2 separate regions of the Homo sapiens genome follow, and region 1 is linked to region 2. Evidence: chromatin loops called from intact Hi-C (ENCODE). Cell type or tissue: ovary. All regions are shown on one strand. Links, peaks and the distances in the headings refer to the core of each region. The heading gives the core; the rest is flanking DNA. Region 1 overlaps HTRA3 (HtrA serine peptidase 3). Region 2 overlaps ACOX3 (acyl-CoA oxidase 3, pristanoyl).

Evidence for each region. Peaks named below come from ENCODE experiments on the same cell type or tissue, not always from the same donor. Only the 100,000 strongest peaks of a DNase experiment are listed, where the experiment ranks them.
Region 1: a loop joins it to region 2, with 31 times the contacts of the local background. A loop is called at or near these places in 1 of 110 quality-filtered maps.

The regions. Positions count from the first base shown.
Region 1 is chr4:8,303,034-8,308,397 of GRCh38, forward strand. HTRA3 (HtrA serine peptidase 3) reads left to right here. Exons shown (of 9, transcript NM_053044.5): 8 at 1,151-1,246; 9 at 2,938-4,065. The coding sequence ends at 3,103. Among named protein-coding and RNA genes, the nearest start is that of LINC02517, 14 kb to the right of the region's middle. In ovary, for the core only: no CTCF peak of the experiment used is centred there; DNase peaks (open chromatin) are centred at 3,068, 3,268 and 3,638; H3K27ac peaks cover 1,082 bases.
Region 2 is chr4:8,425,981-8,431,345 of GRCh38, forward strand. The region is part of intron 1 of ACOX3 (acyl-CoA oxidase 3, pristanoyl); the gene reads right to left. Among named protein-coding and RNA genes, the nearest start is that of ACOX3, 12 kb to the right of the region's middle. RefSeq lists a silencer at 2,282-2,511. In ovary, for the core only: a CTCF peak has its summit at 2,568; a DNase peak (open chromatin) is centred at 2,491; H3K4me3 peaks cover 1,676 bases; H3K27ac peaks cover 438 bases.

The DNA.
Region 1 (5,364 bases), core at 365-5,364, 120 kb before region 2:
TAGGGCCCACTCTAAACCAAGAAGGTCTCTTCTCAAGATCTTCAACTAATGACATCTATAAAGGTCCTATTTCCAAACAAGGTCACATTCTGAGGCTCTGGGTGTACACGAATTTGGGGGAACACCATTCTGCATTCCCAGGACACTCAAGTGGCAGAAGGTGCCTCCTCATAGCACACAGAGCCCTGGCCTCCCTCTCCAGCCTTGAACTCATCCTGCTGTGTCGGAATCACCTGTGGTGGGACCGCCCCACCCCATCCTGCCTCCTCGGCTGTCAGCTCCTTGGGAGCAAGGACTGTGACCTACTTATTCCTCCACTCTGCCCCAAAAGCAGGTCCACTGCAGAGCAGGTGCCTGGAAATGCTGAATGAGTGCAAGAAAGAAGGGGCTGGGGGAGAGGAAGCAGGGGCAGGATAGAAGGGAGGCTGGAAGTACAAACTTGAGCTTCGAGGTTTGAAGAAGGGAGAGGTCACTGCATCGGGAGCCTAGGAAGAACTCGAGAATGCTCAAGTGACCATTTCCTCAAAGCACACAGTCCCTAAAGCTGTCATTCCTCCTGTTTCACCAACTCTGCTAATCTAGGGGTGACATTTGAAAAAAATTATCAATGTCCAGTATGCCAATTTATCTTTTGTTTTCTGTCTCTTTTATCTGTCTGTCCATCCCACCTCTGTCCAGTCTTCTGTCTGTCTGTTCCATGACTCAGCATTGTCTGTTCATTCCATGACTCAGCATTGTCTGTCCGTTCCGTGACTCAGCATTGTCTGTACGTTCCGTGACTCAGCATTGTCTGTCCATTCCATGACTCAGCATTGCCTGTCTGTCCATTTCTCCTTCTATCCACCCATCCAGCATCATTCCTTCATTCATCCATCCATCCATCCATCCATCCATCCTCCCGCCCCTCCTCCCACCTGTCTACCCACTCTCTCTCCTCTCTTCACGCTTCTAACCAGCTATTGCTACCACGTTTCTCTTAAGAAGCACATCTGGTAGGGGACACAGAGTGGCCAGTGGTGGGACAGGGCAGTATGGGGGCCCAGAGGTGGCTCCTCTTCTGGTCTGGTGCTGGAGGGAGGGAGGGGCAGCTTCATACCAAAGAGCTGGGCAAAGGCTCAGGGGAGGGGCCTTGACGGCAGACTCTTTCCAGCCTGGTGGATGAGCTGAAGGCCAGCAACCCGGACTTCCCAGAGGTCAGCAGTGGAATTTATGTGCAAGAGGTTGCGCCGAATTCACCTTCTCAGAGGTAGGCTCTGCCAGAGGAGATCGCTCGAGGCATGGGGCAGGCGTGAGGTCTGGGCTGGGGCTGCCCCACTGACCTCATGTGACCTTGAGCTTCCCAGCAAAGTGACCGGGAAGGGGCAGGTGGATTCTAGCGTGTCTGCTAAGCCAGAGGAGGCTGGAGAGCTGAATGGTCCCTAGAGCCCTGACTGTGTACGTCCTAAGTCCCACAATGTCATTTCCTTCGAGAAGCAGAGGCTGAAGAGTCCCTGTTGGGCTAAGAACCCACTCCAAGCCAGACTCTTTCACTAGCTGGGGACCAGCCTGGGTCCTGGGTCTTTCTGGGACTCAGCTTCCTCATTGTAAAGTGGAGATAATTCAGCCTATTGTTTTTTTTTTTTTTTTTTTTTTTTTTTTTTTGAGACAGTCTCCCTCTTGTTGCCCAGCCTGGAGTGCAGTGTCGCGATCTCAGCTCACTGCAACCTCTGCCTCCTGGGCTCAAGCGACTCTCCTGCCTCAGCCTTCTGAGTAGCTCAGATTACAAGTGCCCACCACCATGCCCTGCTAATTGTTTTTGTATTTTTAGTAGAGAAGGGGTTTCACCACGTTGGCCAGGCTAGTCTTGAACTGCTGACCTCAGGCGATCCACCTGCCTTGGCCTCCCAAAGTGCTGGGATTTCTACCCCCAGGAGACTTTGTAGATGAAATGGATAAAGGATTGCTTTCTTTGAAGTCTTCCAGTACTAGAGAAATGTTAAGCATTGCAACACCATAGGCTGAGGCAGGCGTGCAGCGACACTACCACATGCTGGCATGGCTGACCCACTCCCAAGAAGGGCTCTGAACCAGTTGCCTCCCCTCCTTAGCCTCGGTCTTCATCTGCAGTGGGAAAAATCCACATATAAGTGGACCCACACAGTTCAGACCCATGTTGTTCAAGGGCCGACTGTACTGTGCATCCTCAGAGGCTGGGCTTGAAGGTGGGAGGCCCCGCGTGAACTTCTGTGATGAGCACAGATGGCACACTTGTCCTGCCCGCAGCAGGCCTGCAGTAAAAATTGTTGAAATTGGGTGAAATTTTCCACACACATCTCAGTTAATCCTCACTGCAGCCAGGGAGGTGCAGGCTCCTGCCCTCACCCATTTTACAGGTGGAGGGACTGAGGTTTAGAGAAGTTACTCTTCCAGGTCACACAGCTGGCATGTGAGGGTCCTGATGCTGGTGCCCACGCAGCTGAGCACAGTACCATCACCTTCCTTCCCAGCAGTGGGGAGGTCTCAGTGAGCCTCATGCAGAGAGAAGGCTGGCCCCGTGAGCTCTGCCTCCCACATAGACGTCTTCGTAACTGCAGTAACAGCAGAACCTACTCCTGGGCCTTTATAATTTGCAAAGTGCGTTTCCACATAGGATGGTAGACATGAAAACTGAGGCACAAGGGGACAGAGTGCCTGGCCCAGCTAGGAGGGCTGCAGCGGGAGCTTGAACCCACCCTTCTGACGCATGGGAGAAGCAGTTTGAAAGGTTGTTTCCCTGTCGTGTGACATTGGTTTTCTTCTGGTGTGAGAGCTTTGGGGCTGGGGCACTGTTCTTTCCCATCGAGATGACTTTTGTTGAAATGTTGTCATTGACCCTGACTGTGCCTCGCTCTGGGCCGGGCCTGGGAAGGCTGTGCCTGGGGAGGCGGTGGGTGGTGACCCCGTCTCTCCTGTTGGCAGAGGCGGCATCCAAGATGGTGACATCATCGTCAAGGTCAACGGGCGTCCTCTAGTGGACTCGAGTGAGCTGCAGGAGGCCGTGCTGACCGAGTCTCCTCTCCTACTGGAGGTGCGGCGGGGGAACGACGACCTCCTCTTCAGCATCGCACCTGAGGTGGTCATGTGAGGGGCGCATTCCTCCAGCGCCAAGCGTCAGAGCCTGCAGACAACGGAGGGCAGCGCCCCCCCGAGATCAGGACGAAGGACCACCGTCGGTCCTCAGCAGGGCGGCAGCCTCCTCCTGGCTGTCCGGGGCAGAGCGGAGGCTGGGCTTGGCCAGGGGCCCGAATTTCCGCCTGGGGAGTGTTGGATCCACATCCCGGTGCCGGGGAGGGAAGCCCAACATCCCCTTGTACAGATGATCCTGAAAGTCACTTCCAAGTTCTCCGGATATTCACAAAACTGCCTTCCATGGAGGTCCCCTCCTCTCCTAGCTTCCCGCCTCTGCCCCTGTGAACACCCATCTGCAGTATCCCCTGCTCCTGCCCCTCCTACTGCAGGTCTGGGCTGCCAAGCTTCTTCCCCCCTGACAAACGCCCACCTGACCTGAGGCCCCAGCTTCCCTCTGCCCTAGGACTTACCAAGCTGTAGGGCCAGGGCTGCTGCCTGCCAGCCTGGGGTCCCTGGAGGACAGGTCACATCTGATCCCTTTGGGGTGCGGGGGTGGGGTCCAGCCCAGAGCAGGCACTGAGTGAATGCCCCCTGGCTGCGGAGCTGAGCCCCGCCCTGCCATGAGGTTTTCCTCCCCAGGCAGGCAGGAGGCCGCGGGGAGCACGTGGAAAGTTGGCTGCTGCCTGGGGAAGCTTCTCCTCCCCAAGGCGGCCATGGGGCAGCCTGCAGAGGACAGTGGACGTGGAGCTGCGGGGTGTGAGGACTGAGCCGGCTTCCCCTTCCCACGCAGCTCTGGGATGCAGCAGCCGCTCGCATGGAAGTGCCGCCCAGAGGCATGCAGGCTGCTGGGCACCACCCCCTCATCCAGGGAACGAGTGTGTCTCAAGGGGCATTTGTGAGCTTTGCTGTAAATGGATTCCCAGTGTTGCTTGTACTGTATGTTTCTCTACTGTATGGAAAATAAAGTTTACAAGCACACGGTTCTCAGCCAGCAGGGCACTGGGGCAGCCTACCCACCACTGGCCAGGGTTCTTCCTGGGGACCCATCTAACACATGACTGGGCATACCTGCAAAGACACGGGCCTTTAAAGGGTTTCTATGACAGCTGAGCACTGGGGCACACCAGGTCTCGGGGTCATGTGGCGCTGTGGAGGGCCAGCTCCGAGTCAGGCAGCCCGGCTCAAGTCCTGGCTCCTCCGCTTACTTCCGGCTTCGTGGTCTTGGGCAAGAGATGTTCCCCTCCCTACCTTGGCCTCTGCCTCTGTCCAGCAGGAAGGCTGGCTCTGCTGTGCTGACCTCCTGGATGCCCTGGGATGCAAGGTGACAGATGCAGCACTTGGGAAGCCACCCGGCTTACGGGGAGCTCCCACTAAGCCCCACTGTGCACGTCTGGTCACATGAAGAACCCTTTCTCACATCTATTTCACCCTCCCTGCCACCCATCCAGCGATGGGGAAACTGAGGCAGAGAGCAATTTCAATGAGCAGGAGGTCCAGGGACACTGCCCAGAGTAGCTGGAAGCGCAGCACTGGGAACCGTGAACTTGCCCCCAACCCTCTGCTCCACCCAGAGTGGGCCACCCCTGCCAGGCCCCCAGCCACTCTGGGCCCATCTAGGCTTCCATCCACCTGCCAGGCTTAGGCAGCCATGTCCACCTTCCAGGCCCTGCTCTCACTCCCGCCTGCGGCCTGGGCTCTCCACACACACCCTGGCCCCAGAGAGTAGGCTGTTGCCCCTCAGTCTTTGGGCCCTGGCTGAGAGGAGCCTATTGGGTGTTGGGGGGCTGAGGTCGGGAAGAGGGCATGGAGAGCTCTGACCTTACCAATTATTGGAGAGGCGAGCACTTGGGGGAGGGTTGAGGGCCACCAGGGAAACCACGACCCCCATTCCCACAGCTCTCCCAAATCTGGAGGGTCAGCGGTAACTGTGGTGATTTCTGGGGTCCTGTAGGTTCTGGGGGAACCGGGTCTGGAGATTCTGCCCATTCACACTGTCCCTGCATCGGTGTCCACCACATGAAGCCACTTCTCCCTTGATGGCTATTCCCACCTTGCGGGGGACAAGTCTTGACACCCCAGCTCAGACCACCTTCTCAACCCCCTGTGTCTGCCCTGCAAATGCCTCAGGGGAGAGCGGATCACAAATCCCAAACCCACCCACTCACTCACAGATGGGCCATGCTCTGCCTCAGGGGAGAGCGGATCACAAACCCACCTGCTCACTCACAGATGGGCTGTGCTCTCCTGGCTCTGTCTGGGTCGCGCTCACCTTGCAGC
Region 2 (5,365 bases), core at 243-5,242:
ACTCAGGAAACCCACCTCGCATGGCCTGCTCTGTTGCCCATAGCCTTATTAAGAATACAAAACTCCCCCCAAAAAGCAGGACTTAGCCCATACGAAATGCTGTATGGACAGCCCTTCCTAACCAATGACCTTGTGCTTGACCGAGAGACGGCCAATTTAGTTGCAGACATCACCTCCTTAGCCAAATATCAACAAGTTCTTAAAACATTACAGGGAACCTGTACCCGAGAGGAGGGAAAGGAATTCCACCCTGGTAACATGGTATTAGTCAAGTCCCTTCCCTCTAAGTCCCCACCCCTAGATACATACTGGGAAGGACCCTACCCAGTCATTTTATCTACCCTGAGTGCAGTTAAAGTGTCTGGAGTGGAGTCTTAGACACATCAAACCCTGGATACCGCCAAAGGAACCCAAAAATTCAGGAGACAACGCTAGCTATTCCTGTGAACCTCTAGAGGATCTGCACCTGCTCTTCAAGCGACAACTGCGAGGAAAGTAACTGGAATCGTAGAGCTCCATGGCCCCCCCCGTCATATTTTTCTCTTTACTGTTGTCTTACCCCCCTTTCACTATCACCTCACCCCCTCCATGCCGCTATACTACCAGTAGCTCCCCTTACCAAGAGCTTCTATGGAGAATGCGGCTTCCCAGAAATATTGATGCCCCATTGTATAGGAGTTTTTCTAAAGGAAACCCCACTTTCACCATCCACACCCATATGCCCCTGCACTTCGGGCCACACATTTCAATCCCTGTATCTTTAACCTCCTTGTTAAGTTTGTCTCTTCCAGAATCAAAGCTGTGAAACTACAAATGTTCTTCAAATGGAGCCCCAGATGCAGTCCATGACTAAGATCTACCGTGGACCCCTGGACTGGCCTGCTAGCCCATGCTCCGATGTTGATGACATCGAAGGCACCACTCCCGAGGAAATCTCAACTGCATGACCTCTACTACGCCCCAATTCAGCAGGAAGCAGTTACAGCGGTCATCGGCCAACCTCCCCAACAGCACTTGGGTTTTCCTGTTGAGAGGGGGTACTAAGAGACAGGACTAGCTGGACTTCCTAGGCCGACTAAGAATTCCTAAGCCTAGCTGGGGAAGGTGACCACACCCACCTTTAAACATGGGGCTTGTAACTCAGCTCACACCAGACCAATCAGGTAGTAAAGAGAGCTCACTAAAATACCAATGAGGCTAAAAACAGGTGGTAAAGAAATAATCAGATCATCTGTCGCCTGAGAGCACAGGGGGAGGGACAATGATCAGGATATAAACCCAGGCATTCAAGCCGAATCGGGCAACCCTCTTTGGGTCCCCTCCCGTTGCATGGGAGCTCTGTTTTCACGATATTAAATCTTGCAACTGCACACTTTTCTGGTCCATGTTTGTTCCGGTTTGAGCTGAGCTTTTGCTTGCCATCCACCACTGCTGATGGCTGCTGTCGCAGACGCCCCGCTGACTTCCACCCCCCTCCAGATCCAGCAGGGTGTCCACTGCGCTTCTGATCCAGCGAGGCACCGGTTGCTGCTCCCGGGCTAGAGACTCGCCATTGTTCCCGCACAGCTAAGTGCCTGGGTTCATCCTAATTGAGGTGAACACTAGTCGCTGGGTTCCACAGTTCTCTTCCGTGACCCACAGCTTCTAATAGAGCTATAACACTCACCGCATGGCCCAAGGTTCCATTCCTTGGAATCCATGAGGCCAAGAACCCCAGGTCAGAGAGCAAGAGCCTTGCTGCCATTGGGACCGGCCTGCCACCACCCTGGGAGCAAAGACCGGCCAGTAACAATGCCTTGCTAGGGCCCAGTGTCTAGACAAGGTCTACTGTCTGGGCTGCTGCATTCCAAATACGGCGACACCTGGCTAGTGCCCAGGGTCTACTGTCTAGGCTGCTGCATTCCAAATATGGTGATGTCTGCCTAGTGCCCAGGGTCTACTGTCTGAGGCTACTGTCATCCAAATACAGTGACGCCTGCCTAGTGCCCAGGGTCTACCGTCTAGGCTTCTGTCATTCACATGAGACGCTTGGAGCAGTTTCTGGCAAGGAAGTGGGGCTTCAAGATCACTATTCTGGCAACAGCTGCCTCCAGTCTTCTCTGCGATGTGAATCACTTCCCTTTCGTGAACAGCTGCCTAGTTCAATGTGTAAAGTCCTCCGAATGCCCAGCACGTGGGCCACCGGCCCTCCTGGCCCCTGCTCTGGGTAACCCTGGCCCCCCCGCCCGCGAATCCTCACAGCCCCCACACCCCCGGGCCTGGCACTTTCAGTGCCCCCGCTCCCGCCCCGTCGCGTCCGCGCCCCTGGCGCTAACGCAGCCTCCACCTTCGGGCTCCCCGGTCCTCGCTGCTCTGCACCGTCCAACTCACCCAGCAGGCGCTCAGGGGATGCCTGTCGGCCCGCGACCGACTCGGAGTACTGGGACTAGCTGCCCGCACAGCGCAGCTGTCTCTGGCCTGGCCCCACTGCTCCCCCGCCACGCCTCTCGGCCTCCGTCCGTCCCATGGGCGGGGCGGAGCCGCGGGCGCCCTGACGTCATCGAACCGCGCCACCCTCGTTGCCCTGGAAACGCGGACGCCGCTGCCACCCGGGCGGGCTGGAAGCCACGAAGCTTCGCCAGGCGCTCCCGGGCACTCTTGCCTTCTCTGCTTTTAGGCAAGGCCTGGCTGACCGACTCTGGCGAGTCGCTGCCCTCTCGGAGCGCCGTAGTTCTGAGATGCAGTTCACACCGCGGCCCTTCTTGGGGCCCACTCCAAGGCTACTGGATCAGGACCCCCAGTCTGGGGCCGGGCATTTTCAAATTAATCAGCAGGCTCTAGGTGGTGGCTCATGCCTGTAATCCCAGCGCTTTCGGAGGCCGAGGCAGGAGGATCGCTTGAGGCCAGGAGTTTGAGACCAGCCTGGGCAACATAGTAAGACCCGGCATGCCCAAGAGCTTGCTGAAGTTTGAGAACCGTGGTTCTGCAGAGTTTCTCAGAGAGCCCCTAGTGGAAGTGGGCCCTCATTGACCAGAGCAGCAACCAGCTCAATCACCCACCCTTTACTTGTTTTTCTTTGTCTCACACTTTCCACTTCCTCACTCGTGCACTCCGAGATCAGCTCCATTTTCAATTACCTGCACCCAAAGCCTCGTCTCAAGGTCTGTTTGGGGAGATCCAAACTAAGACACACACACTTCTTATGAAATTTACAGAGACAGTGTTGTACCTGAGCGAGTTAGAGAAAACGCCACTCTTTGAGACGAATTAAGAGTGCATTTATTTAGCCAGCGGCCAAGAGACAGCTAACGCTTAAAGTTCTCTCGGCCCCGAAGAAGGGACTAGATTTTCTTTTATACTTTGGTTTAGAAAGGGGAGGGGAGTCTAGTTAAAACAATTTTACAGAAATAAAGTAGGCAAAAAAGTTAAAAGGATAAATGGTTACAGGAAAGTAAACAGTTCCAGGTGCAGGGGCTTTAAGACTATTACAAGGTGATAGACGCGGGGCTTTGGGCGTTATCAATCAGACGAATTCCTGGGAATTGCGGATATTGCTCGCCACAGTATCTTATCAGTTAATTGTATTCTTGGATGTGCTGGGAGTCAGCTTGCACAAGTTAAGTCCTTGAGGAAGGGGCTGCCAGTGAAAGAGCGAAGATGGAGTCTGTCTGGCTCTCTTAGCGAAGGGAGAGTTAATTCAGGTGGAAACAAGGCTAGGTGATTAAAGGAAAAGGGAGAGTCTAAAAACAGGGTTAGTAAAAACAAGGTTGGGCATTACAACAGAATCAACTAGACTTAGCAATTTGCCATGTAAAGAACAAGGAAGAGCCAGGCGTTGTGCGCCATGGTTCTCTCATCTGCAGTCCCAACTACTCGTGAGGCTGAGGCGGGAGAATCACTTGAGCCCAGGAGTTTGAGTCTAGCCTGGGCAACATAGTGAGACTCTGCATTAAAAAAAAAAAAGTGAAAAAAGCACAAGGAAAACTAAATCCAAAGGTTTGCATTTATAGGGAACTAAAAGATGGGCAGTGCAGCTCAGTTATGGGGAGGAGAAAGAGAAGTACAATTTTAAATGTGTATCAAGTTTAAGATGTTGGTAGGACATCTGGGTGGGGATACTCAGGTCATGTTTGGAAATTCTGTCTACTTCTGTTCTACTCTGAAATACCTTCTCCTTGATTCCATGGCAACATTTTTCTTCACAGTTATTACTGTTATTTAAACAGACATATAATTATGGGTATCAGTGGGAGCGTCCGATTGCAAAAGCAGAAGGAAGGGACTGAAAGATCATTTCGGGCCTGGCAGGTACCCTGCTAAGCAGTCGGAAGTGATCCTTAGTCTAGACTAGCCTTCCCAGCCAGGGGTCTATTGTGTTTTTGCAAAGGTCCCTGAATCCCCAGGAGCAACAAGGATTGCCTGAAGACAAAGCAATCATGGTCTAATAAAAAATACACACCACTGTTTTTCAAATGTTTGGAGATACTGTTGAGAGTAATAAAATAACCATTTATTGCAGAACTCACACCTCCTTTAGGTCACAATTTCTGCCAAAATTACAACTACTAATCAATTGGGTTCACATGTGTTACTGACATTAGAAAAACATCTTTCGGCTGGGTGTGGTGGCTCACACCTATAATCTTAGCACTTTGGGAGGTCGAGGTGGGCAGATCACTTGAGGTCAGGAGTTTGAGACCAGCCTGGCCAACATGGTGAAACCCCATCTCTACTAAAAATACAAAAATTAGCTGGGCATGGTGGCGGGCGCCTGTAATCCCAGCTACTTGGGAGGCTGAGGCAAGAGAATCGCCTGAACGCAGGAGGTAGAGGTTGCAGTGAGCCAAGGTAGCACCATTGCACTCCAGCCTGGGTGACAAGAGTGAAACTCCATCTCAAAAAATAAAAATAAAAATATCTTCCCACTGGGAAATGATTTGGGTCCATTGCAGGAGTGAGAGGGAGAGGGAAGCCATTTCTAGGTAGACATTGGAAGGCAGGCTAAAGGGGAAGAGCTCAGGGCATCTGGTGGCCAGTACAGGTAAAAGACAAGGGCCTGAGATAAGGCCATCTTGGTGGAGCTGGAGGGTGGAGAGGGAGCTGAGTGGCTTTTTATTGTTGGTTCTATTTAAGTTAGGGCATCATCACAAAATGACATGGAGAAAACAAAGCACAGGTTTCCAGCCTTGGCCAGGTCCTCAGGCTCCCCTCCCTTCTCTGCCTGTCCCTTTTCACCCTCCTCTTTTCACACTTGTCTTCCTCTACCCTCTGGCTTGTCAGGGCTGGCCTGTAGCAAGTTTTGGCCCCCTGACTTCACTCTCTCCATTTAGTTTCCCAGATTGGCATCTGCAGGTCAGACTGTAGTTCTCAGCTTTGACCGTGGCTT